3 separate regions of the Mus musculus genome follow, and regions 1 and 2 are each linked to region 3. The links are chromatin loops, found by intact Hi-C in ENCODE. Cell type or tissue: heart. All regions are shown on one strand.

Region 1 (8,000 bases), 54 kb before region 3:
CGCTGAGCCATCTCTCCAGCCACTTAATGTCTTTACTTTGCTACATACTACGGAAATATAAAGTCCATATCCCCAATAATCACTGTATTTCACCCTCATTTTAGACATTTCTAAATCCACTCCTGCTGTTCCTGCCTCCCTACTGGCACGACTTCTAATTTAAGTATTAAAATGTCTGAGTAGCTGAGGATATGGTTCAGTGATGCGGAATCTGTCTCGCAGTCTGGCAGAGATGGTTCAGTGGATAATTGCTACCTAATCCTGGAAACATGAGTTTGACCCCTGGAGCCCACAGGAAGGTAGAAGAAGAAAACAGAACCCACGAAGTTGTCCTCTGGCCTCCATGTATGCACCATAGCACGTGCATATCCATACACATACATCATATATGTACAATTATTATTATTGTACAATTCTTATTATACATTAAGTACAGTTACAACATTTTTTAAATTAATTTGCCTAGAAGGCATAAGGTACTGAATTTTATCTCTGGCATCAAAACAACAACAAAATCTTTCCTCAGAATTGATTTTGAAACCAAGTTGTCCGAGGTAAACCATATGAAAGGAACACACGGAACACACGGGGGAAAGAAGAAGGACCCTCCCTCTCCCCACTGAATTGTCATGTCTCTTGCTGTCAGAGACAAGAGTTTTGACCTAAATGTCTGAGGATTTCATTATACGAAAAGTGTACACAGCAAGTAAGCTATATTCAAGAGCTATGTCACTAACCTTGTGTGTGTGTGTGTGTGTGTGTGTGTGTGTGAAGTCTCTGCAAGTTACCTGAGCTGGCTGTGAGTTTATGATCTCCTACCTCAAGCTCTTGAGTAACTGGAAGTACATGCCTGTACTAATAGGCCTGGAATGACCCATGGTTTTGTCTTAGATGTTTCTTTCTTACATAGAAGCCTGCTAGTACAGTCATAGGCCATCTTAAATTCTCACATAGGTATGAAACCCCTTTCCATAAGGAAATGAATATAACTGAAGGGCTCTCTAACAGGCCCAAGTGTTGTAAGCATGGCACCTGCAGGTCTTGCCCTCTCCCCTTCCCTCTCCTTTACTAAGCCGTTAGGTTACATTCCTAAAGATAGCCACCAAGGTCCATTCCCTTATTTGGCTATTTCTTTATGCCTGACTAAAACACCAAGGTCCAGCAATCAAAATTCATTATTCAGCTACACTGGCTGATGTGTCCATTCGGGACTTAACAACTCATCCTGGCACAGATTTCCCCCTTTTTCCTTAAAAAGATCACTCCTGCAGAGACATCTACTGCTGTCTTTGCCTGATCCAGAGACAACCGCAACCCTACCCCTGCTTGTCCTCTCTGGGGTAATAAAATCACCTTTGTCTTGAGAAGTTGGTGCCCCTTCAATAGCCCATTTTTCTCTCAACTTTATAGATCAAGTGCTTTACCAACTAATGTCAAATTCCCCAAGACACTCCCCAGCTGCTGCTGGTAAAGCCATTAGGTGCAGCATTCCTCCCTGAGTGGCCACACTTGTTCCCCATTGCCTGTCCTTTCCCCTATGAATAAGCTAACTTTGACTCTAACTCATTATGATTATTTTTTTCAGCACAGTTTAAGAATCTGGGTTGCAGCCTGGCCGTGGTGGCACGTGCCTTTACTGAGTGTCTCCCAGCACTCAGAAGACAGAGACAGGAAGATCTCTGTGAGTTTGAGGCCAGCCTGGTCTACAGAATGAGTTTCAGGACAGCCAGAGCTACATGGAAAAACCCTGTCTCAAAAAATAAAAATAAAAAATAAAAAAGAAGGAAGGAAGGAGGGAAGGAAAGAAAGGGGAAGAGAGAAAGAGACAGGGAGAAAGGAAGAGAATGAATGAATGAATCTGGTCTGTACCTAAATAAGGGTCTCTGAAGCTGGGAAAGGAGTGTCGCAGGTTGCAGAGCTGGTGGTGTTGAGCTATGTTTCCTGCTGCTAGTGATGATCGTGAATAGGTGTTCAAGTGTTTCATGGAAGATTTTCCCTTGAAGCAGATGAATTTCTTAAAGGCCAAAAGTGATGTCTTTTCTGTCTCCCAGAGGAAAGACAGGATTGACTCTCGGCATCACTGTCATGTTCAAGCCATTAGGTGCGGCATGCTGTGGTGAACACCAGGACCAAAAGCAAGTTGGGGAAGAGTTTATTTGGCTTCCAATTCTACATTGTAGTCCATCACTGAGGGAAGTCAGGACAGGAACTCAAATGGGCAGGAACCTGGAGGCAGGAGCTGATGCTCATCCCATGGCTTGTCTTCCTTCTTATAGAACCCAGAACAGCAGCCTGGAGTTGTACCACCCACAGTGGGCTGGGCCCTTCCACATCAATCACTAATTTAAAATGCTCTACAGGTTTGCCTACAGCCCAATCTTACAGAGGCATTTTCTCAATTGGTCTTGCCTCCTCTCAAATGACTCTAGACTCTATCAAGTTGACATAAAATTAGCCAGCACAATAATCGTTCAATATTCTCATAGTATTTGGCTCTTGTAGATTCCTTATATGGTCCTGGGAATTCAAAGTCACACAACTACCCCTAACTGGGCTTATTAACATAGCAAAGTGTATTAAGGTTATCAGTATCTGGGAGGCTGCATATAGATGAAAAGAAGACGAAACCATACACAGACTAAGGTGCTAAGCAAGAAACAAATACTGTGGTTGAAGGAGTGGAAATTCTGGTGAGTCAGATGCAGTTTCACAAGGGACAATCATGTCCTAACCCCACAGGATCTTCTCTAGGGACCTTGGTAATGGAGTTCATTAGAATTCTCAAGAGTGGTGGCGAATGCCTCACAGACGTAAGCCTAAATGGATGCGTTCACAGTGTCCAGGACCACGTCCTCGGCATCGCACACGTGGTTGTGCGATGCCGCGACGCGTTACGTTACCGAATATGCCACAATTTATGATTAAAACGTACCACAGAGGACCCCCGAGAAACATCGCGTAGCCCAGGAACCAACTCACAAAGCACCACCAACCGCCCGCCCGGCTCCCCAAGCCTGGCGCGCCGGAGAGGTGGGGTTTCCGCTTCCGGAGGCGGATTGTTGACGCCCACTGCTGCTGTGGTGGCGAGCGAGCGAGCGGTTGGGGAGGGGCCGCCGAGGGCGGGCGACGGCGCCTTGACAGGCAGCGCGGAGGGGGCCTCCGGGGCGACGATGGCAGAGGGGCCCGAGGAAGCCCGGAGCCGCCCTCCGGAGCAGGATGGCAGTGGCGGGGACCACGAGCCGGTCCCTTCCGAGCCAGGCTCTCCCACCACCACCGTCGCCGCCACCGCCGCCGCCCCCCGGTCCCCGGCCCTCGCGAGCGTCGCCTCGGCAGTGTCGGAGCCCGAGCCGCAGTGCGAGCTCCGCAAGCGCCGGGAGACGGGCGCGGAGCCTCCGGAGGCGGGAGACTGCGAGGCGTCGGACGGCCCGGGGCGGCTGAGCGCGCGCGAGTACTCGCGGCAGGTGCACGAATGGCTGTGGCAGTCCTACTGCGGCTACCTGACCTGGCACAGCGGCCTGGCCGCCCTGCCCGCCTACTGCGGCCCGCCACCACCCGCCGCCACCGCCCCGCAGCCCGCCGTCCCCTCGCCGTCGTCCCCGCCGACGCCGTCGTCCCCGCCGCCACCGCCGCCGCCGCAGCTGGCGTACTACAACCCCTTCTACTTCCTGAGCGCTGCGGGGCCCGGGCCGGGGGCGGCCACGGGCGGCGCCACCCCGACGGCTGTCGCGGGCCTCACGGCCCGGGCCCCGCACGTGCAGCCATCGGCCCGGGCGGCCCCCGGGACCAGGGTGGGTTCTGCAGCCCCTGCGCGGACTGCCAGCGACACCGGGCGGCAGGCAGGTGAGATCGGGGTTGGCGCGGGGGTGGGGTGGGGGGTGTTGGGTAGGATGGAGGAGGGATAGAGTCGAGGTCCTTTTTAAAAAAAAAAAAAAAAAATCACTGCCATTCCTACCACTAACATTTTGGAAGGATCTCACCCTGTGGTGTAGGCTAACACAGTATGTAGGCCAGGCTAGCCTCAAACTTGGAATAAGACAGGTCTGTACTAGCCAGAGGGGTCTCTTGAAGGATCATTGAACAAGTATGCTCGCTCCTGAAAAAATATAACCGGGGAGCTGCTGCTACCATTGATAGTTCCCACATACATCAGCTATGGTTTGCCCAGGCCCTAAATTCTAAAAACGTACTGTGAAGCAATGTTGATTGTCCTTCCCTTAAGACCTGGCACGGCTAGTAGGTTCCCTTACTCCTGACACTAGCCCTTCTTGTGTGTAGAGACGTATGCTTATCAAACCATCCTCTCTGTAATCTTCAGGCTCTGGAAAGATCCAAAGCTAGCCTTGGGTGGCAAGCCCGCTGTTGGGAGGCTCGAGATTAGAATACTAGAAATCACCAAGACTTGGGCCGTGTAAAGACAGTGGAACTGAAAGGCGATTGACATGATTACAAAACGAGTCTAGAGAGCTTTGACTGGCCTCAAGCCTATTGGTCATGAATATCATCTAGTAAATGATGTGTAGTCACTGGTCTTAGCAAACCGTAGGAAAGTTTGCAGCCAGTCTTCTGAGTCTGGGGCTGGAATGCTGGGATTACAGGCATAGCTCACCATGTCCAGCTCATTATTAGATATTTTAGAAACAGGATCTCTTGATGGGATCATTGCCGTTGGCTGATGCAAAGCTATAATCTTAAAAAGTTTAGTTGGACCTTGACTTTACTTTGCCGCTTTCTTATCTGGCTTGGTTCTTAAACTTGTGTAACTCATTTTTTTTCTTCTTCTTCCCAATTTCCAGGTAGAGAGTATGTCATTCCATCCTTGGCCCACAGATTTATGGCAGAGATGGTGGATTTCTTTATTCTCTTCTTTATAAAAGCAACCATTGTCTTGAGCATCATGCATCTCAGTGGAATAAAGTAAGTTAAGAACAGTCAGAAAATTCTGGAGCTGTCATTTAGGGATCTTGTTTTGTAAATTCTGTACATGCTCATGAGTAACTCTGGGTAATGGATGGATGTCCAAGACCAAGACTTCTCTATGAAATCTTTACCAGTTCTATTTGTTTCCCTATTGGTTGTTTTTAAGTGTGTTTATATGTAACCAAGAGGTCTACTTTGGTTATCTTCTAATCTCTCCTATATTTTTTTGAGGTGGGATCTCTCACTTGACTTGGGGCTTGTCATCTCAGCTGGACCAGCTGGCCAGCAAGTCCCTAAGATCACTGGTCCTCCCTCTCAGTGCTACATAGGTATATAGGTGTCCTGGGCTTTAGATGGATTCTGGGGATGCACTCAGGTCCTGACATTTTATATAAACACTTTACCCACTGAGCTATCACCACAAGCCCCTTGGTTTTAAGAAAGAAACAAAGAACTTCAGTATGTTGTTTAAAATCTGAGGGAAAAGGAGGGAGGCTTTGGTGGCATGTTCCTTTAATTCCAGCACTCAGGAGGCAGAGGCAGGCAGATCTCCGTGAGTTCAAGGCCAGCCAGAGTTAAATCCTATCTCAAAAAAGATTTTAATAGGTTAAAGAAGCCTTCAGACCTGGCTTGTTTTTTTTATTAACCATTCTCTTGGGCCAGGAATGTGTTAGTTTCCTTCTTATTGGCCTATGAAGGCTCTGCCATGAAAGCACAGAGGGGCTGGGTCGGTGGTCAGGGGTTAAGAGTGCTCACTGCTTGTCCCGAGGCTCCAAGTTCAGTTTCCATGTCAGGCAGCTTATCACTGCCTCTAACTCCAGCTCCAGCCTCATGTATACACATGGCATACATTTGTATACACATACACACACACAATTTTCAGAGCACAAAGAGCTTGTGGTAGGTGGACTTAGTAATCAATTTCAGTGGGGTTGTTTTCAGTTGAGCAGATTCAATGCAAAGTATGGCATTTACTTGAGAAACTCAAGTTTTAGGATAATGCCTGCTCCCAATTGCTAAGCATTTTCTATGAGACACTTATTTACGTTTATGAGACGATGTCAGAATTGAAAAGAAGATAGAAAAGTCAAGATACAAAGTAGTGTTAACCTTGGGCCCCCGACAGGTGTTGGGTAGCTCCTGCCTGTCCCCTAACACAGCCTTTATTATTATTGTTTACATTTATTTATTTGGAGGGCAGAAAAAAGCTGCAGAACTTAACCTCTCCAGCCTTAACATGCTGCTGTAGTTTCTACCGACAAGATAAAGTCTGAATTTCATTACATGGTTTAACATGCCCACATTCTCCTCAGTCTCCTTACACCATGAAATTGAGCCCTATCACTTGTTCCAAGGCTTTCTCTCCTGCCTGGAGCTTCTTCCTGCTTCTTAGTCTGGCTGGCTTCTCTTCATTCTTTGTATTGTATTGTGCACTTAGAAATGTCATTTCTGAGAAGACTGGTCTGTTTTCTGTGGTGTTCTGGTTGGCATCCCAGTTTATTTTTGTTCTATTTCCCTTGCTTGGTTAGAATCTCTGTGAAAGCTGAGGAGATACTTTTAGTATCCCTTGCTGTGCCAGTGTGCCCTCTGATGCAGTGATAAATACCATGATCAAAAGCAACTTTGAAAGGAAAGAGTTTATTCCATTTTACAGCTTGTAGTCCATCACTGAAGGAAGTCAGGGCAGGAACCTGGAGACAGGAACTGATTCGGAAGCCATGGAAAAATGCTGCTCTTCATGGCTTACTCAGCCTGCTTTTGCTTTTCTTATAGCACCCAGGACCACCAGCGCAGGGGTGGCACCACTCACAGTGTGCTAGGCCCTTCCCACATCCATCATTAATCAAGAAAATGTCACATAGACTTGCTACAGGCCAATCTGATGGAGGCATTTTCTTAACTGAGGTTTCCCAATTAAGTTTGAGTTTACAAACCAGTCACTGCCCTATCATCAGGGCTGGCATCTTATTTGCTCTGCAGTGCTCTACCACTGAGGTACAAACTACCCCACAATCACAACCATGCTTTTGCTTTAATTTACTTAGGTATTTGTTATTTTTTTGAATAAAGTAATGGGTATTTTATGCACTTTGTTGGTGAGAACCTAATAGCATAGAATTTCACTTAAATTTTATGACCTAATTATGGGAAAATGGTACAAAACTGACTTAGGAGCTAATTCCTTCTAACCCCAAACCCTTCTTTTTGTGCAGGGACATCTCTAAGTTTGCCATGCACTATATAATAGAAGAGATTGATGAAGACACATCAATGGAAGACCTGCAGAAAATGATGATTGTGGCGCTTATATACAGGTTGTTAGTTTGTTTCTATGAGGTAAGCTGCTAACTGGAGCAAGTAACCGTTTTAATGGTATTTTAAATTATCTACTAGGAAAAAAATGACAATTTACAAATTTCGTAAATATTTGTCATTGAGTTTTCATAATTTTTAAAATTAACACTTTCAAGTAAAAAAAAAAACCCTAAATACTAAATTTTGGAAAAAAGATGCCTTGTTATACATTTCAGTTTTAGAAATAACATTTCATTCATAAGCAGATTTTAGTTCAGAGATATACATATTACGGACGTGTGTGTGTGTGTTGTGTATCAAATATGTCAGTCATCTTTCCACATCCTCTGGAGTTCCGAGATGGCATGTGCTAAGCCAGCTTAAATGGATAAGTTTCTAGTATTCTATGTAATTAGCACATCCGATGTACCTTTTTCTATAGCCCTGTTTGGCTTGAAACTGTGTATCCCAGGCTGACTTTAAACTCACAGAAATCCCAAGTACTGGAACTAAAAAAAGATGTGTGCCACCATACCTGGCCCTCCAACATGTCATTCTTATAAAGCATGAAGTAACTTACTAGAAAAATTAGTAAACTGTTTTCCAATTATCCTTTTTTCCTTAGATAATTTGCATTTGGGGAGCAGGGGGAGCTACCCCAGGAAAGTTCCTGCTAGGGCTTCGAGTTGTGACATGTGATACATCAGTACTCATTGCTCCAAGTCGGGTTTTAGTAATTCCTTCCTCAAATGTTAGCATCACTACGTAAGTCCTTTGCTTAGCTTAAT
Region 2 (8,000 bases), 320 kb after region 3:
GATGATCACGTGATGCTCCTCTCATCTATTAACTGGGAACGAGACAGAGTGTACCTATTATCTATCTACGCAAGAGCACACGCTCCCACTGTGGGCAGAACGTGGGCTCCTTATTGTTAGAAAGGGAACATGCTAGTAACTTGTCTCGCAGACGGCCCAGGGGATTTGTACTCTGGCAGATAGAGACGATTTCTTTCATTCTCCATGCATGCTGCTGGAGTTACAAAATACAAACAAAGAAGTTATCCAAGTTGACTGGATGTCTTTGTACTTACTGCCCAGTCAACACATGCAGGGTAGCCCGGAATACAAACAAGGCAAAAGGGAAACACTAAAATAACGTTCCTCTTTCATTTGAATGCTTTTTGACCTCTTCCTGCTGGTTAGCTGATGTGCTCATACCCAATGCCTGTCCATACACAGAGGTCAGCTACAGAAGTAAAAAGTACTTCTGTACTGGTATTAGAATATGGCAACTTACATGCAATGACAGTAGCTTGACTCTGCATTTTTATCTCAGTTATTATTTTGCAGTTTAGGGGAATGAATCCTGAGCCTGTGGCTATCAGGCAAGTGCCCTGCCATTGAATCACATCCCCAAATCCTTGATTTTTTAAAAAATATAAATGGATTGAGACCCCTAAAAATTCAGTAACCACACCCAGCTAGCAAGCTATATGGTTTCATTAATGTTGCCTAAGCTCTGCGCTCTGGCCGCAGTTACCATTTCTAGAGTTATTTTCTCATAGTTTTCAAAGTCACTCTTCTGGTTTGGTGAGAGACCATTAAAACATAAAACATGTCTTTAATTCCAACACTTGGGAGGCAGAGGCAGGCAGATTTCTGAGTTTGAAGCCAACCTGGTCTACAGAGTGAGTTCCAGGACAGCCAGGGCAAAGAAACCCTGTCTCAAAAAAACCAAATAAATAAATAAATGTCAGAACTCAGCTTTAAAAAAAAATAAAAATAAAATATTATTTGCTTATTTTAAATTTTTCTTTATGTGTATGTCTCTGGGTATGTTGTGTCCTCAGAGGGCAGGCTTAGCTATAAATTGAGCCAGTGTGGCTTATAAAACTTTTACTCTATTAGAGAATAAAATCCAGATGCATGTGTGCCTGCTGAGTAGATAGCTGTATTTCCATAGTGGGCAGAACATTTTAAAGTAAGGCTATTCTGCATTTATTAACATTTCCTACCAATCTCTTGTTCTTTCCTCTTAGTGAACATTTACGTTTTTTAACATTTCAGTTTTTAAGTAACCATACTTCTTGGAGGACGTGGCTGTGGCTGTGCATTAATCGTTGGCAGTAGCATTTCGTGTAAAAATAATCTCTAGGGTGGTGACTCAGGCTAACCTTGTAGGAACAGTGCCTTGTGAGTTCTGTTTGTAGAGGACTGCTTATAGGAACCACTAGTTTTATAACAGCAGTTCACAATAACAAAATCTCCTATTTGTACGTGGGAGGAAGGGAGAGCCGAGCTGAACTCTGCACTATCAACACTGCCTTGATAAAAAGGGTTCACCATAGCGTGTTTTTTGTTGCCTTCTGTTTCAAACAGCCATCATTACTGAAACTGCTCAGCCGCTTATAAGCGTTAATCACATACAAAGATCCAGGAGACATGAAAAAGGAGGCGAGGCTTCCCATTTGGTTCCCAACTAATTCACTTCCTGATTGCCAAGATCACAGGTGTGCACACCACCTTGTTTTAAGTAATGCTGGAAACAGAACCCAGGGCCCTGTGCATGCTAGGCAAGGGCTCTCTCAACTCTGCTAACTGCTCAGCCCCTCTGCCCTCCCCGCCCCCAACAGTTTTTTTCCTTTTCTTACTTTTTTTTTTCTTTCTTTTTGGCCTTTGAAACAAAATATAGAAAGACAAGGTCATTCCTGATTCAGTTTGTCCTCTTATTGTTTAGAGATAGTATCTCTAATTTTATAACTATCACCTAAAAATAAAGGCACTCTTTTACTAAGAATGGGATTTTGTTGCTCTTTGTATGTTAGGTTACCCGGCCTTTTTGAGACAGGGTCTCCCCTAGTCCAGCAGCCCTCTTGAACTTACATGTAGCCAAGGCTGGTCTTGAACTCCCGATTCTCTTGCATCTCCCAAGTTCTGCTATTATAGTGTATACCTAACAGATCTTTTTTTTAAAAAAAACAAAACAAAACAAAAAACCCTACACATACTCTGTTAAATATTCATCCTGAGAATTGCTCTGCCAAAACTAGCTGACGCTCACTTGTGCATACCATTTCATCTCAACGGCTTTTCCACAGAGGGGGAAAAACACTCGCAGTCCACTCTGGCCTTTAAGAAATGTATCCAAATGCTTCTTCAACAGCCTGGGGAAGAGAACAAAGTTACCACAATGCTTGCTTTAACTAGCCCAGAATCACAGGAAAGGGGAGAGGAGAATTTATGACACTCTGAACTTTTGCATTCATTATCTCAGTACTCTCAACATTGTAACAAGCAGGTAATGTTAATTATTACAACCTCCGGGTTACACTCAAAGAAACAGGTTAGCTAAGTTACTTGCTTCACTACGCAGTTACTTAGTATTACATATGACTAGCAACCTGGAGTTTTCATGACTGGAAAGTAAAAACTGCTTATGTTGCCTTGAGAAATACATTTGGAAAAGTCTACATTTATATTTATATTCTTATTTTTGTTGTTACGTGAAAGTGATGTTAAGAAGAGGGGTCTCTAAATTTATGTATTTTCAAAATATCAGAGAATATTCTCTCAATAAACTTAACTTTTTCCTTAATTTTAGTTAAGTTAATTTATGGTGTGTGTGTATATGTCTATGTGTACATCTATCATACACATGTATGATGTTCCCATGTCATAGCACATGTCTGGAGGTCAGAGGACAGCTTTCAAGAGTCAGTTCTCACTTTCCTTCATGTGGTGTTTAGGGACAGAACCCAGGCTGTAGGGGTATGTGGCAAGTGCCTATATCTGCTGAGGCAGCCTGTGGGAGCTCACCCTTGCTTGCCCTTGCTTTAGAACATAAGGAGACAGAAAGTTAGATGTTGTTTCAGTATCTGCTGCATGTATAAGCACCTGTGACCAACGTGAACAAAGTGAGGGTGAGCTTTAAGAAGAAGATATATTTCATATATCTGTAAATCAGATTATTGCACACTGAGAGAAATCAAAGTATGATGTGCTATGGGTGCTTTGTGATTCCCTAACGATATGAGATGACAGTGTGTCTGAAAAGAAATGCAATAATGTATTTGTGTGTTACTTTTATTTCAAAGTCAGTTTCTTTTTTCTTCTTTCCTCTCTCTCTCCCTGGAGCTTAGCACTGGCCTCAAACTCACTTATGCAGCTTCAATTTCTAATGCTTTTGTTTCCATCTCTCAAACGCTGATATTACATGCATATGCCACTGCGCCCAGTTTTGTTCAGTGTTGCAGAACAAACCAAGACCTTCCTTCATGCTAAGGTCTCTCTACCCACCAAGGTACACACCCGCTAGAGTCAGTTTCTGATTAAAGCATTTCTCTGCCAGAGACCAAACATGTCTTACTGATGCCCTTGCTCCTGATGGAATGAGATGTGACGGGTCACCCACTTCTCTTTCCAGTCTTCCAGGGTTAGTACTTGGTTCTTTTGTACCTCAGCATCAGGGTGCTCTTTCATATCAAGGGACATGGTACCATCCACGGGTTGTAGACAATTTTTGTCTCTGAGGTTGGTGTCTCCAGTGCCTAAGTGGAAAGACATCTACAATGATGTCATTCAGGAACATTGTGATTCTATTAATGAACGCTACAAAACCCTCTACCTAGGGCAATAGCTTTAAAAACACATATCAGCATTAAAGACAGGAGAGTCGTCACATGCCCCCAGTACTTGGGAGATAGAGGCAAGAGGGTTATTGCAAATTCCAGGCCGACATGATCTATATAGTAGATTCCAGGCCATCCAGGGCTACGTAGCAGGACTCTCTCAAAAACAAATAAGATATGAATGGCAGCATGCCTTCAATCCCAGCAGTAGTTAAGAGTACTTGTTGTTCTTGAAAAGAACCCAGTGCAATTCCCAGAAACCACAAGGTGTCTCGTGGCTGTCTGTAACCCCGTTGCAGTGGATCCAATACAGGCAAGACATTCGTTCATATAAGGAAAAAAAAAAAAAAACTAAAAAAAAATTCCACAGTTCCAACCTGCCCTTTAAATCATTGGTGATCATATGTCTTGAATCTGTGAACCAGCAAACATGTCACAAAGGCAGTAATGTAAGGAAATGTCCTGTTGTTGCATGATTTAGCTTCTGTGCTTAGGATTAAAGAAGGACCATCCCCATCAACTCTGGGAACGGAAATGCACTTCACAGCCAAGTATTTGCTAACAAAAGGCTTTTCCCTGATGCTCATGTCAGGGGGCAGAGTCCAGCATTCTGAGAGGTCGGAGGGAAGTATGGGATTATTGTGGATACAGAAAAGCAAGAGAATCGCTCTCCTCCCATCTCCACTCTCTATCAGAAGCTGTGATGCCCAAAGGTGCCCTACAGAAACAAGGGCTCTCCTGAACACAGAAGAAAGATCTTTAGCCCACCCAGCTCTACCTCACCGAAGCTGGGGCTGTTAAACACAACCACTTAGCTGTTGTAACAGCGCCTCAGAGTGGTGCTCACTGATCATTTTTTGAGAAAAAAAAAAATTCTAAAAACAATAAAGGTGCAAAGTACAAGGTTGAGAAAAGACAGATCCGCAATAACTCCCACTAACAAACGTTTACGTCCAATATGCCTACCTAAAAAACATCTTTTTCTGCCTAGGATTTTTTTTTTTCATTTTTAACAGAGGGTCTATCTAGAACTCACTATATAGTACAGGCTGACCTCTAGCTCGCCCTGATCCTCCTGCCTCAGCTTCCTCGTACACAACAATGCTTGGGTTCTGCTTTAGTTTTATTTTTGAATTTCATTAAACTGAAAAGCTAACTTCACTGAAGTCCACAAATCTCCAGGATGGCTCAGTATTTTACACGTGGACATTGTTATCTGAAACACACCACTAAGCAAGGGGCTACTTAATACATCGGACTCAAAGCATTTCTAGTCTGATCATTTATTCCCAGTTTTTGCTGCGGTTATCGGAACCCCTTTTCGGGACTCAAGTAGCTGGGTCATCCATGCTTTTCGGGAGCCCCATTCTGAAAAAACGCTGTAACAGGCTCACACAGTCTTAGCAGATGACCGCCTTTACTACCGGTTGAGAACTTACTTACCTTGGCTGCAGCTAGCTGCTTACCTCTCAGACACTAGCCCGCCTTTGTAAGCCGGGAGCTGTGCAAGGACTCACAGGCCCCGCCCCAGGGGCGAAGGCCCCGCCCAATGTGGTCTGATCCCACCCCGGAAAAGATTATCCAGGCTCCGGTCCTATAGGCCCTGCCCGGGGCGTGAGAACTCTGCCCAGGACACGCAGGCTCCGCCCAGCGTGCAGACCACGCCCAGGGCGCGCAGGCCCCTCCCAGGACCCTGTGACCCCACCCAGGCCGCCCAGGCCCCACCTTCAAACCTAAGCCCCGCCCCGAAGCAAGGTCTCCGCCCAGAACGCGTAGGGCCCCGCCCTTAGCAGCTGCCGAGATTGCGCAGTGGCGGAAATCATCGGGGCGGGGCGAGCGCCGGGACCCTCCTGCTCCCTGGGCCTGTGCGCTCCTCCCACTCCGGGTCACGGCGTGATAGGGGCGGAAGCGGCGGCGGCCGAGCTGCTGCAGCTGGCAGTGCGGATCAGGCCGTCCGGTGCAGCCCGGTGCAGCCCAGGGCAGCATTCGCCCCCTGGCCAGCGCTCTGAGGTAGGGACTCGAGCCTCACGCGGGCGCGCTTGGGGGTGGCGGCGGGCTTCGGGTGACAGCTCCGCACAAAGCGGCCGGCTGTGTGTTGAGCCTGGTCTGGAGGCGCGCGCGTTCCCCGGGGCTCCCCGGCGTCCCGCGTTTGGAAGGGGTGGCGTGGGGGACCCTGTGCAAGCCGGGGCTTCCCGCGCTGGGCTGCGGGGTTGCGGCGCCGCGGGCTTTCCCACTCGTCGCTCTCTTGGAACCCTGCAGGGAGCTGCTTGCGCCTCGGCCGGGCGGAGGTGAGTTGGGCGGCGGCTGCACCTGGCACTCTGGCGCCGGCACCAGCTGCGGACCGGGTGGACAGGACCCCAGTCTGGATTTCCACTCTGGGCTATGGGAACCCCGCAGCCTGGAGGAGGGGTCTTACTCTGGGATTCCACCCAGCGCTGTAGGGAACCCATCTACATGGAGGCAGGACCCCTTTCTCTGCTCCCACCCGGAGCTGTAGGAGCCCCTTAACGTAGAGGAGTTACCCCACTGTAGGAATCTCTTAGCCCAAAGGAGGGAACCCCACTCTGGGCTCCCACTCGGGGCCGTGGAAACCACCCCCCGCCAGTCGCGAAGAGAGACCCTAGGCTGCGGTCCCACTTGCGGACCAGGGAACCCCGTAGCCAAAAGGAGGGACCCTATACTGTGCTCCCACCAGGGACGTGGAAACCCCGCAGCCAGGAGGGGGGACACCAGACTGCCTTCCCCACTCAGGGTGGTCGGGAATCCCCAAAGCTTGGTAGGAGGGGCCCAGGCTTCCCTTCCCGCTCTGTGGTGGTGAGGAGAAACCCCACGCTGGGCTCCTGTGTGGGGCAGTGGGAGCACCGCGGCCAGGAGGAGGGATCCCAGGTTGCGATCCCCACCTTGGGCAGCGAGGCGCCGTCAGGTTCGCTGGTGTAGCGGATACCTTGGGCATCTGCCGCGAGGGCCGCTGATGAGGGCTCAAGCAAGCCTTCCTTGGGATTGCACACCACCAGGTCCCGGTCCATATGGCTGATAGTCGGCGCAGCTGGCCTGTAAGAGAAGCAGGCCCAGCTGCAGAAAGTTGGGGTTGAGTGATCTGGAACCCAGCCACCGAGGCCCAAGTTCTCGAGCAAGCAGCAGACCACGCCAGGTGTGGGGAATCCCTTTCTTAACCCAGGCACAGCTCAAAAAGCGTTGGTTAGTCTTCAGCCTCCCAACTCAAAGCAATCCTTCTGCCCCAGCCTTTCTGCAGCAAATACAAAGCCACCAACCACATCTGCTTTGAATGCTTACACAATATATTGTGGAATCCTTTCGGAGGTTTTCTTCAGAGGGTATGTGAGAAAATTCTCTCGTCAATAATTGTCTTCCACACGGGGAACAGTTGAGAAAAGACGCAGGGCAATAGGGAATTAAGAATTGAATTATTGGGTTGGGTGTTGAATATTAAATTATAGCACTGGGTCTGTATTTCCGTAACTCAGTTTATCTTGGGAATATGACGCACTCAGCTTGCCTATTTTAAATGACCCATGGAGATTTCAGTTTCTTTCATTAACAGAGAAGTTTCTAGTAGTTTGTCCTGTTCTTACAAGTAATGCTGCCTCCACCGTAAATTTTTACTCTTATTTTCGATTCTTTTGAACTCCAGTTTTTATGAATTTTATGTGTTGGTGTTTAAACTCTTCAATAAACTACGTTCAGAACACCTGGGAGTTATTTAAACATAATTCTAAATACTGACATATTTGCATGTATATTCACTTTTAACACTTTTTTTTAACCAAAAGAAAACTAAAACTCTTCATTTAAAATTAGGAAGAAATAGACTTATAAAACTTGGACCACGAAACTCTAGTCAGTTAGGTGTCTTCACTGAAGAACCAGGTGGGAGGGAGCAGCCAGAGGCAGGGCTTCCACCTGCAATCCCAGCATTCTTGACACAGGCAGGAAGATTGCCAACAGCTGGAGTGGCCAGGGATCCACGTAAAATCCCCGTGCTAACAAGAAAACCAGGTAGGTAGGGAAGGGTTCACTGTGCTTGTTACAATAATACTTTATTTCTAGGAGCATGTTTTAAAACACACTAGTTTGCAAACTCGCAACTCACATTGTTTTCCCTTCGCTCTAATGAAGACCCAAGGACTAAGCATCAGTAAGATGCAGGCTACATTCAGTGCTTAACAG
Region 3 (8,000 bases):
GCACTCTACACACATGGTACATAATGAATACATGGAGAATGAAGGCGAGAATTAAGAGGCCAGCCTTAGCTACAGAAGACCCTCAAGAAGAGAGCTAGGAAAAGAGGAAAGTTCTCCAGGTTTTCACTGAAGAGTTTCCCTAGGAAGAGGATACAATCTGACAATGTTTTAAAATTTAATTAAAAAAAAAAAACTCTAAAATTGCAAAGAACCACCATCCAAATAAAATCCAATAAAAACACATAAGTACTGTATTTAAGACTTCCAGTTTTATCCATTTTAACAACTTCTACTGTTCTGTATATTTCTTCCCCTCAAAGAGGTGAAAAACCATCTTACAGCAGAGTAAACAGAAACACCCTCTACAGTGATGACAAAGCCAACTACATAAAAAGCAAAAGTCCCCTATGCAAAATTCATAGTGCATTAAAAATAGAGCTGATTTTACCTGTGGCACTATAAGCAAGGGCTACACTAAGTAGTTAAAAATAATGAAGTTAAATTGAAACTGAAAGGAGAAAATCCTCAGATTTAAACTATAAATCCACTGGTGTTCTTGCCTTAAGGATTAGTTTCTTCATTTGGCAAAAGATAGTAAAAGTAATTCAGTGCCCAATCCCATATACAAGTCACAGCAGTTTTGAACACAGTACTTCATATTCTATTTAACCTTAGTTCACAAGAGACTCTGGGGGTGGAGGGAGAGAACGATTTAGCCTAGAGTCACTTTCTTTTCACCAGAAGGCAACTTCTCAATTTGACCAACTCCTCAGTCTGATTCTTCACACACAAGTCTCTTCTCCAGGTCAGTATCTTGTTTCTCTACTCCATTCTACTTAAGTTCACTCAACTCCATTCACATTATCCTTATAAAATAGCATTCAATACTACAATCTTTCATAACTTCACTGGCTCCGTGACCATGACAACAAACTAAGTCCAGCACCAGTTTACCAAGCCTTACTCTTCCAAATTACTCCATTTCGATTTCCACTAGTCCTTTCAGACCCCTATATTACATTAATACCTCATTCTGACCTGAGTCTTCTTCAAGGCCCCTTCATCCAAATTAAACTACAAATCTCAGGCACTGCCATATTTTATAAACTGTTAAACTTACCCGATCTGCCCAGTCCAAGTTCTCCAGTCACTTAAAAATATTCTTCTGGCTAAAGAATTAAATATTCCCAAGTAGCCTATTTTCACCCCCTTCAAAACTTACAACACTGGCTGGGCAGTAACATTCATATGCTTGTTAAATCTAGCACTCCTAGCACTCAAGAGGCTGAGGTAGAAAGATCTAAAGATCAAGACCAGCTTGGGCTATATAGTGAGTTCAAGCCAGACTAGACTATAGGAAGACCCTGCCTCAAAAGTAAAAATAAGGGCCTGGAGAAATGGCTCAGTGTTTAAGAGTACTTGCTGTTTTTCAGAAGTCTCAAGTTCAGTTTCCAGCAGTCTGTCAGGGTGCTCACAACTGCCCATAACTCTAGCTCCAGAGGCTGATACCCTCTTTGGGCCTTCACAGGCACCAGCACACAAATGCGCGCACACATATATAGACTCATATGTAAGAAGATAGTAAAAGCAAGCCTCTTGAAAATAATAAGAAAAAAACTTAAAATGTAACAAGAAGCACAACCCATTAAGTCCATAGCAGTTAAACTCCCATAAGAGCTATCTCATATCTCACATTTTAATACTGAGACTAAGAATTTCTCAAGCCACACTATGAAAAAGATAAAGCACAATCAAATAAATAGATTTATAGTTGAGAAAGGTGTTTTATTACCCTTTTTCTAACAATAAATTGTGTCTGACATCAAGACCGCAAATATACTTTCTTGCTTTTTGACCACAGACAGAACCAGACCAAGGCCAGACATATTAAAGGAAGCTCTATATCAGAAATATAAAGTTGAAAATACAGAATTATTACAATGTTCTCAATATCCTGCACATAATAAGATGGCTATCTTTAGTGGCATCTGACCCAACACTTCATTTTTCTTCAAGCTAGACACTTGTATCATTAGGACTTTCCAAGAAATGGAGACATAAATGGAGCTTTTTTGGTGTCATATTAAAAACATGGTAAGGGGGCTGGAGAGATGGCTCAGCGGTTAAGAGCACTGACTGCTCTTCCAAAGGTCCTAAGTTCAAATCCCAGCAACCACATGGTGGCTCACAACCATCTGTAATGGGATCTGAAGCCCTCTTCTAGTGCATCTGAAGATAGCTACAGCAAACTTAAAGATATAATAATAAATAAATCTTTAAAAAAAAACTGGTAAGGAAAAGTGCTAAGTGGTTAAGATAAGCTGATATCGCTCATCGATAAATAGATAAATAGATAAATAGATGGATGGATGGATGGATGGATGGATGGACAGACAGACAGACAAAAAGAATCCACTTTCTATTTATCAGTCAAGCCGGAACTTTCTACCTACATACTTAAGTGACTGGTACTTCTCAAGAAAAAGACAAAGTCCTTTAAAAAGTTGTGATAAAGCTAGACTTTTATCAAATTTTGTGATAAAGTTTTGGTGCTAGGTTTTCTAGTTTGGGACTAAGGTAATCTATCTTCTTAGAAAACAGGATGACTCATAGTCTATCCTTCCTCACTTAAGTCAGTGACCACATTCAACTGTTTAACAAGGTAGGGAAAGGGAGGAATCCCTATCCATCAATCAATAGTTTAGATCACTTTAGTTTAACTTTCACTTGGTAAATAAACAAAGACAGGCAGGCACACATCTTTAAACCCAGCACTTGGGAGGCAGAGGCAGGTGAATTTCTAAGTTCAAGGCCAGCCTGGTCTACATAGTGAGTTCCAAGACAGCCAGGGCTACACAGAGAAATCCTGTCTCAAAAAACCAAAAAGACCTTAAGTTTAGTATGATTTTGGAAAAGAATTTTGAAATTTTGAATTTTGGAAAAGTAACCAGAGGAAGAAAAAATACCGCTAATTCTAAAAGACAGCAAAATGCATAGACCACTTTAAAAATGTTAAAGTCAAGGCTCTATTTAATCATAACTTCATGTGAGTTCTATACCATCTGAGGCATTTTTATGTCATTTAACTCTTGGTAATCTTCCATTTATAGATGACAAAATTAAGCAGAATTTTTCATCATTCAACTCTTCAGGCAGAACAAGGATTCAAACTTATTCTAATTTCATCAGAATATTTTTAAAGCAATTATTTCTATAATCATCTGAGATAGAAAGAATAAAACTTGAGTATCTGGAATGAATAAAATATTGAGAAATATTACTCTTTTCAAAGCTGAGAATACTCTTTAGACAAATGTTACGAAGGACACACTTATTGGTGTCAAAAAAAAAAAAAAAATCACAAAGTACCAAAATAAAAAAAGTATCCTATCACATAAACCCAGTTCTACAAACTCAGTTGACTGTGGGCCTTTGACCCGATCTTAAAGGGAAAAATGGTTTTAACATTTGCCAAAGATTCTTAAAAAAAAACAAAAAAAAACAAAAAACAACAACAAAAAAAAACTACAGCCACAGAGCCTCAAAACAGCTTTGTTTCTTTATAAAAAGGATTCATCAACATCTAAAATATTGATGAAAGGAGAATCCCTCCTCTACCTCAGCTTTTTAAGCAATTGAATGTTGTGAGTAACCCAGGATGTTCAGGCTATCTATCAGCCAGCCTGTTTCTGTAAGGATGAAAGGTAGATTCCCTTAGCTCCAAGCCAGAAAGTCTTTTAGCACCAAAAGAGGGGAGGGAAAAAAGCAAATGGTTCTGTCTCACCAGGAGGTGGCAACAGATTCTTCCAGAAGTTCTGCTCATGAGATCAAGTGTATTAGGAAATGCAACCAGCTTATCCTCCAGGCCTTGCTACACACAATGAAAATGGGAAAGGAGACTCAACAGGAGAAAAGAACTCCCAACTAGAAAAATAATCAATTTTAAAAGTATCTGGGTTAGTTATCAATAGATTTAAGCAGGATGGTCTCTGGTTTAAGGCCAGCCTGAGCTACCCAGGACGCTGTCCCCACCCTCCAAAAAAAGTACAAAGTAGTTGAGTAGTTGGTTAATGGTGAAAATAACCATCCTGCATTGTTCATTTGCTTCTACACTTCTTGAGACACTCTACAGTTCAGACTAGCCTAGTGTCACTATGAAGCCCAGACTGGCCTCAAATTCCGAGTCCCCTGGCCTCTCAGCCCCTTAGCAGCTGTGATTTCAGGTATGTACCTCTTTGCCCAACTATGTCTACTTGTAACTGTTTGACCTTTATCTGGTTGATCAAGACAATATCTTTCTAGCTCCACAACTTCAAGCAAGGTGGCTTTAAAAAAAAAAAGAAAAAGAAAAAGGAAGAAAGTTAAAAGTAGAAAAATGCTAAAGTTTAAACATTTCCCAGAAGACCTAAACCAGAAGTCAAAACAGGAAATCAGAAATCAACTGAACATGATACAGGAGTCACAGGTACTGGGTGACTGCAGTAGCTAGCTCCTTGGCCTGACATTTGCTGTCCTGCATTCACCAATAAGCACCAGCCTGCTTACTCTGAGTCTAACACAACTCTTCAGTCTGCCAAGAGGCCATGGACACTTATCAAGCATTAGTATGAAACATGCCATGTCATGAAACTCCTTGATATATCCAAGATGATGACTCAGCAGTTGCTGCAAAACAACCAGTTGACAAGCTCGGCTAGTAGAGGACAATGACATCCACTAAGTCCGAGGTAAGACTAGTTACTTACTTTAAGACAGAAACAAAAGCTGAGCTGCATACTTTTATATAAGCCTAAACACTTTTTTCTTTGGTCAATTCTGCCAAAATTAAATCTGCTAACCAAAAAAGAGTTATCTTTAATTCCAGTTCAAATTAAGATGTACTTACATTTTAAATTAAATGACTGAGGCAAGAAGCTAACATGTCTTAGAACTACTGAGCTCTAAAACCATACAGCTTGAAATCTGTACCAGCTCTAAAACATGTTTGGTTTTAGTTGAATGCACTTCTCTCTCAAATTAGTTTGGTTTTTTTTTTTAACCTAAATACATTTTAAAATAAGCTGTGATCATAACTTTGGCTTCTTTCTAAATTCTATCATAATATCATACATAATATTGGCTTCTTTTTAAACTCTATCCAAGCCATCCATTTCTTTGCTCAAACTGTTTTCAAGCAATCAGAGGTGGTTCATTACTCTTAGTATAAGAGTATGTTTGCCTTAATGTCCATTGTACAGTATTAGGCAAAGTAAAACGGCCAGGCTTGTGACCTGATTTTAATCTTAAAGTCTGCTTCTGAAGACCCCGGGCTCCTCAGCATTCAGGGAAAATGGTAATATTGCAAGGCTTCCAAGCAATGACAAATAACTTCTTAGTACATAAAACACAGCTGTTTCTATTCAAAACTTTCCCTATCTTTATTTTAAAAATCTCAAAAGTGATATAATTTAACATTACCAACAAGTATTCAATTTTAGCACTAGCCAGAATAAACAAAAAGTCTACATTTAAGAGTATGCAACAAGTTATATATTAGCCCTTCTTCAGTAAGCTTAAAATATACACTTCCTACTTTTAAAAAGTGGCTTCGTTAAAGTGAGTTTTTAACGTTTTAATTCTCACAATTTTTAATAACTGAAAGTGTTCTCTGAACCAACTATCTCGTTTACAACAAGAATCGACATTTTTATAAACACCCAAAGAAGGCATACGGTGGCTTAAGTAACACCCCTGGTGAGCCCGAAATACCTTAAACTTCTAGAAAACGCCCAGTATTAAAAATATTTGGTGTATGAGATCAGAGCTGAAGAACTGGTCAACTGTAGAGAGTGGATGATTCTGGTCTTCAGTATATAGAGCGGGGTGGAGAGAAGAGAGGGAAGAACCACGCATCAGAGACCAGACGTAAGAGCGGCGAGGGACTTTCAAAACGCCTCAGTGCCACATAACTATAACTCAGTTAAGAGAGGAAAGGATGAGAAGCTAAACCAGTGTGTTCCGATCTGGAAAGGCCAAGCAGACAGACGAGGGGACCGGACTACCATTAATGATTTAACGCGTCTAAAACCGAAATTATTCCACGATATGGGTAACAGCGCCCCCTCCCCAAGTCTCTCCGGGCCGCGGTGGCAGATTAATCTCCCCGCGCACCCTGAACCCGGGAACACAAGAAAGAAAAAGCCTGCCAGCGGATGGGCCTGTTGCCACATCTTTCCCTTGTTCCCTTCGTGAGGTCGTGAGGAATACCATTTAACCCCCAAAAACCCGCCAAAAAAAAAAAAAAAAAAGAAGAAGCAGCAGCAGCAGCAGCAGCCCGAATATCCGAAGCCTGAGATTTCTTTTCCCGCCCTGTGCCCGCCAGGGAAAGCCCTTGGGCGGGAGGGCTGGGAGAGGCCGCTCGCATCCCACGTGTCTGCCGCCAGGCCCGGCCAGGCTCTACCCACTTCCCGTCGCCACCCGGGTCCAGCCTCAGGCCCTCTGGTCCCCTCCACGTGGGGCCGCCGGGTCCTCGCACCGCCCCCCAAAGAGACCGCCCGGAGCCGCCCAGTCGCCACGGCGTACCGGTCCCGTACCTGGTGTTGGGGTCGCCCCTGTTGGTAAGGCTTCACCGGCCCCTGGTGGCAACGACGAGTCCGGATCTTGCCGCCGCCGCCGCCCCCTCCTATGCCTCCGGCTTCCGAGGCCATGGCGGAGCCTGGGCGGCCTCCCACTACCGCTCCCGGGCGGGAGAGGCAGAGGCGGCGGCCTGAGGGCCTCCCCCGCCCGGCCCTAGGCGACACACAGACACAGCGAGAACCGCGAGGGAGCGAGCGGGAACTGAGAGTGCGCGCGGCGGCGAGGAAGGCGGTGGCGGCGGCTGAGGGCCCCGAGGTGGCTGAGGAGCGCCGGCCGCGTGCGGACCCCCGCGTCTGTGTTTGTCACCGTCTCTATGGAGATCTCCCGCCGAGGCCGGCGCGAGCAGCTCCGGGCGCCGCTGAGGCCTAGCTCGACCGCCCGCTGCTAGAGGCTCCTCTTCAGTCGCCCTGGCCGTCGCTGCCGCAGTCCAGGCCGCTGGCGCCGCCCGCCAACCCCTCCCCCTGTGCGCGCTGCGCCCGCCCCACCGCCGCCGCCGCCGTCGTCGTCCCTGCAGTCGTCGCCGCCGCCGCCGCTCTTGCGCCTATTACCGCTGTTGAGGCGGCCGCCCCGGTCGCGAGCCAGAACACCGTCACTCCTCCGCGACCGACGCTTTGCGTCATCACGCTGCGACAATGCGGGGGGGGATGGGTGAAGGAAGGAAGGGTTGGCCGAGCCCGCGCTCCCTGTCGTGGGAGCCTCTGGGAAATGTAGTTTTTCTGGCCAGAACGCGGATTCTCGGAAAGGCAGGCTATAGCGGAAGGACACCCACGGAGCACCGCAGAGGCACAAAGCCCGGGTCATTTGGCGGCGGTTGGCTGCTTGTTTAGATTCAGAAGGGCACTCGACACGAATACTGTAATCTCCCATTCATCAATTATAAGCCGAATGGAAGTAAACAGTAAAATCAAAGAACCATAATGCATCACAATCCGGGGGGGGGGGGGGGGAGACCGCGTTGAAATTAACCGTGGCCGCGATCCCCAGGCCAAAAACAAAGTAGGAAAGGCATTTGGCACTTGGGAGGCAGACACAGGGGAATGGCTAGTTACACATTACCCTCAGCTTCATAGTGAGATTCTGTCTCAACGAAAGCAAAAAATACAACTTCATTACTGTTTCATTAAACATATAAGGGCTTTGTTGTCAACACACACCGTGCTGGCATTCTGAGTTGCTTCACTACTTACAAACTTGACCTTGGATGACTCTACTATTTAAATCTACCTTATAAAGTTGTGGGGAGCTAGTGCGGTCGTCTGTGTAGAGAGCACCCAGTAGATTTCCTGGTATACAAGAAACGCAGTAAATGGTTGCAATTATGACCTATGCAATCAACACACATTAAGGGTGACTCATATATCCCTAGTAAACATATATTTGCTTCA

The links. Peaks named below come from ENCODE experiments on the same cell type or tissue, not always from the same donor. Only the 100,000 strongest peaks of a DNase experiment are listed, where the experiment ranks them.
Region 1: a loop joins it to region 3, with 2.3 times the contacts of the local background. A loop is called at or near these places in 12 of 42 quality-filtered maps.
Region 2: a loop joins it to region 3, with 2.3 times the contacts of the local background. A loop is called at or near these places in 3 of 42 quality-filtered maps.

The regions. Positions count from the first base shown.
Region 1 is chr13:46,666,416-46,674,415 of GRCm38, forward strand. Fam8a1 (family with sequence similarity 8, member A1) reads left to right here and starts at 3,062. Exons shown (of 5, transcript NM_001033192.3): 1 at 3,062-3,840; 2 at 4,794-4,914; 3 at 7,131-7,254; 4 at 7,838-7,977. The coding sequence starts at 3,171. In heart, a CTCF peak has its summit at 3,808; DNase peaks (open chromatin) are centred at 3,076 and 3,666; H3K4me3 peaks cover 2,606 bases; H3K27ac peaks cover 1,797 bases.
Region 2 is chr13:47,037,849-47,045,848 of GRCm38, forward strand. Tpmt (thiopurine methyltransferase) reads right to left here and starts at 5,369. Exons shown (of 9, transcript NM_016785.2): 1 at 5,256-5,369; 2 at 3,551-3,731; 3 at 2,256-2,348. The coding sequence starts at 3,675. Kdm1b (lysine (K)-specific demethylase 1B) reads left to right here and starts at 5,651. Exons shown (of 21, transcript NM_172262.3): 1 at 5,651-5,822. In heart, a CTCF peak has its summit at 4,650; DNase peaks (open chromatin) are centred at 5,403 and 6,593; H3K4me3 peaks cover 2,772 bases; H3K27ac peaks cover 2,107 bases.
Region 3 is chr13:46,720,788-46,728,787 of GRCm38, forward strand. Nup153 (nucleoporin 153) reads right to left here and starts at 7,062. Exons shown (of 22, transcript NM_175749.2): 1 at 6,573-7,062. The coding sequence starts at 6,686. It overlaps Gm46412 (a long non-coding RNA gene), which reads left to right and starts at 3,898. Exons shown (of 2, transcript XR_001780928.2): 1 at 3,898-4,727. In heart, a CTCF peak has its summit at 3,792 (motif pointing right); DNase peaks (open chromatin) are centred at 6,604 and 7,244; H3K4me3 peaks cover 4,011 bases; H3K27ac peaks cover 2,415 bases.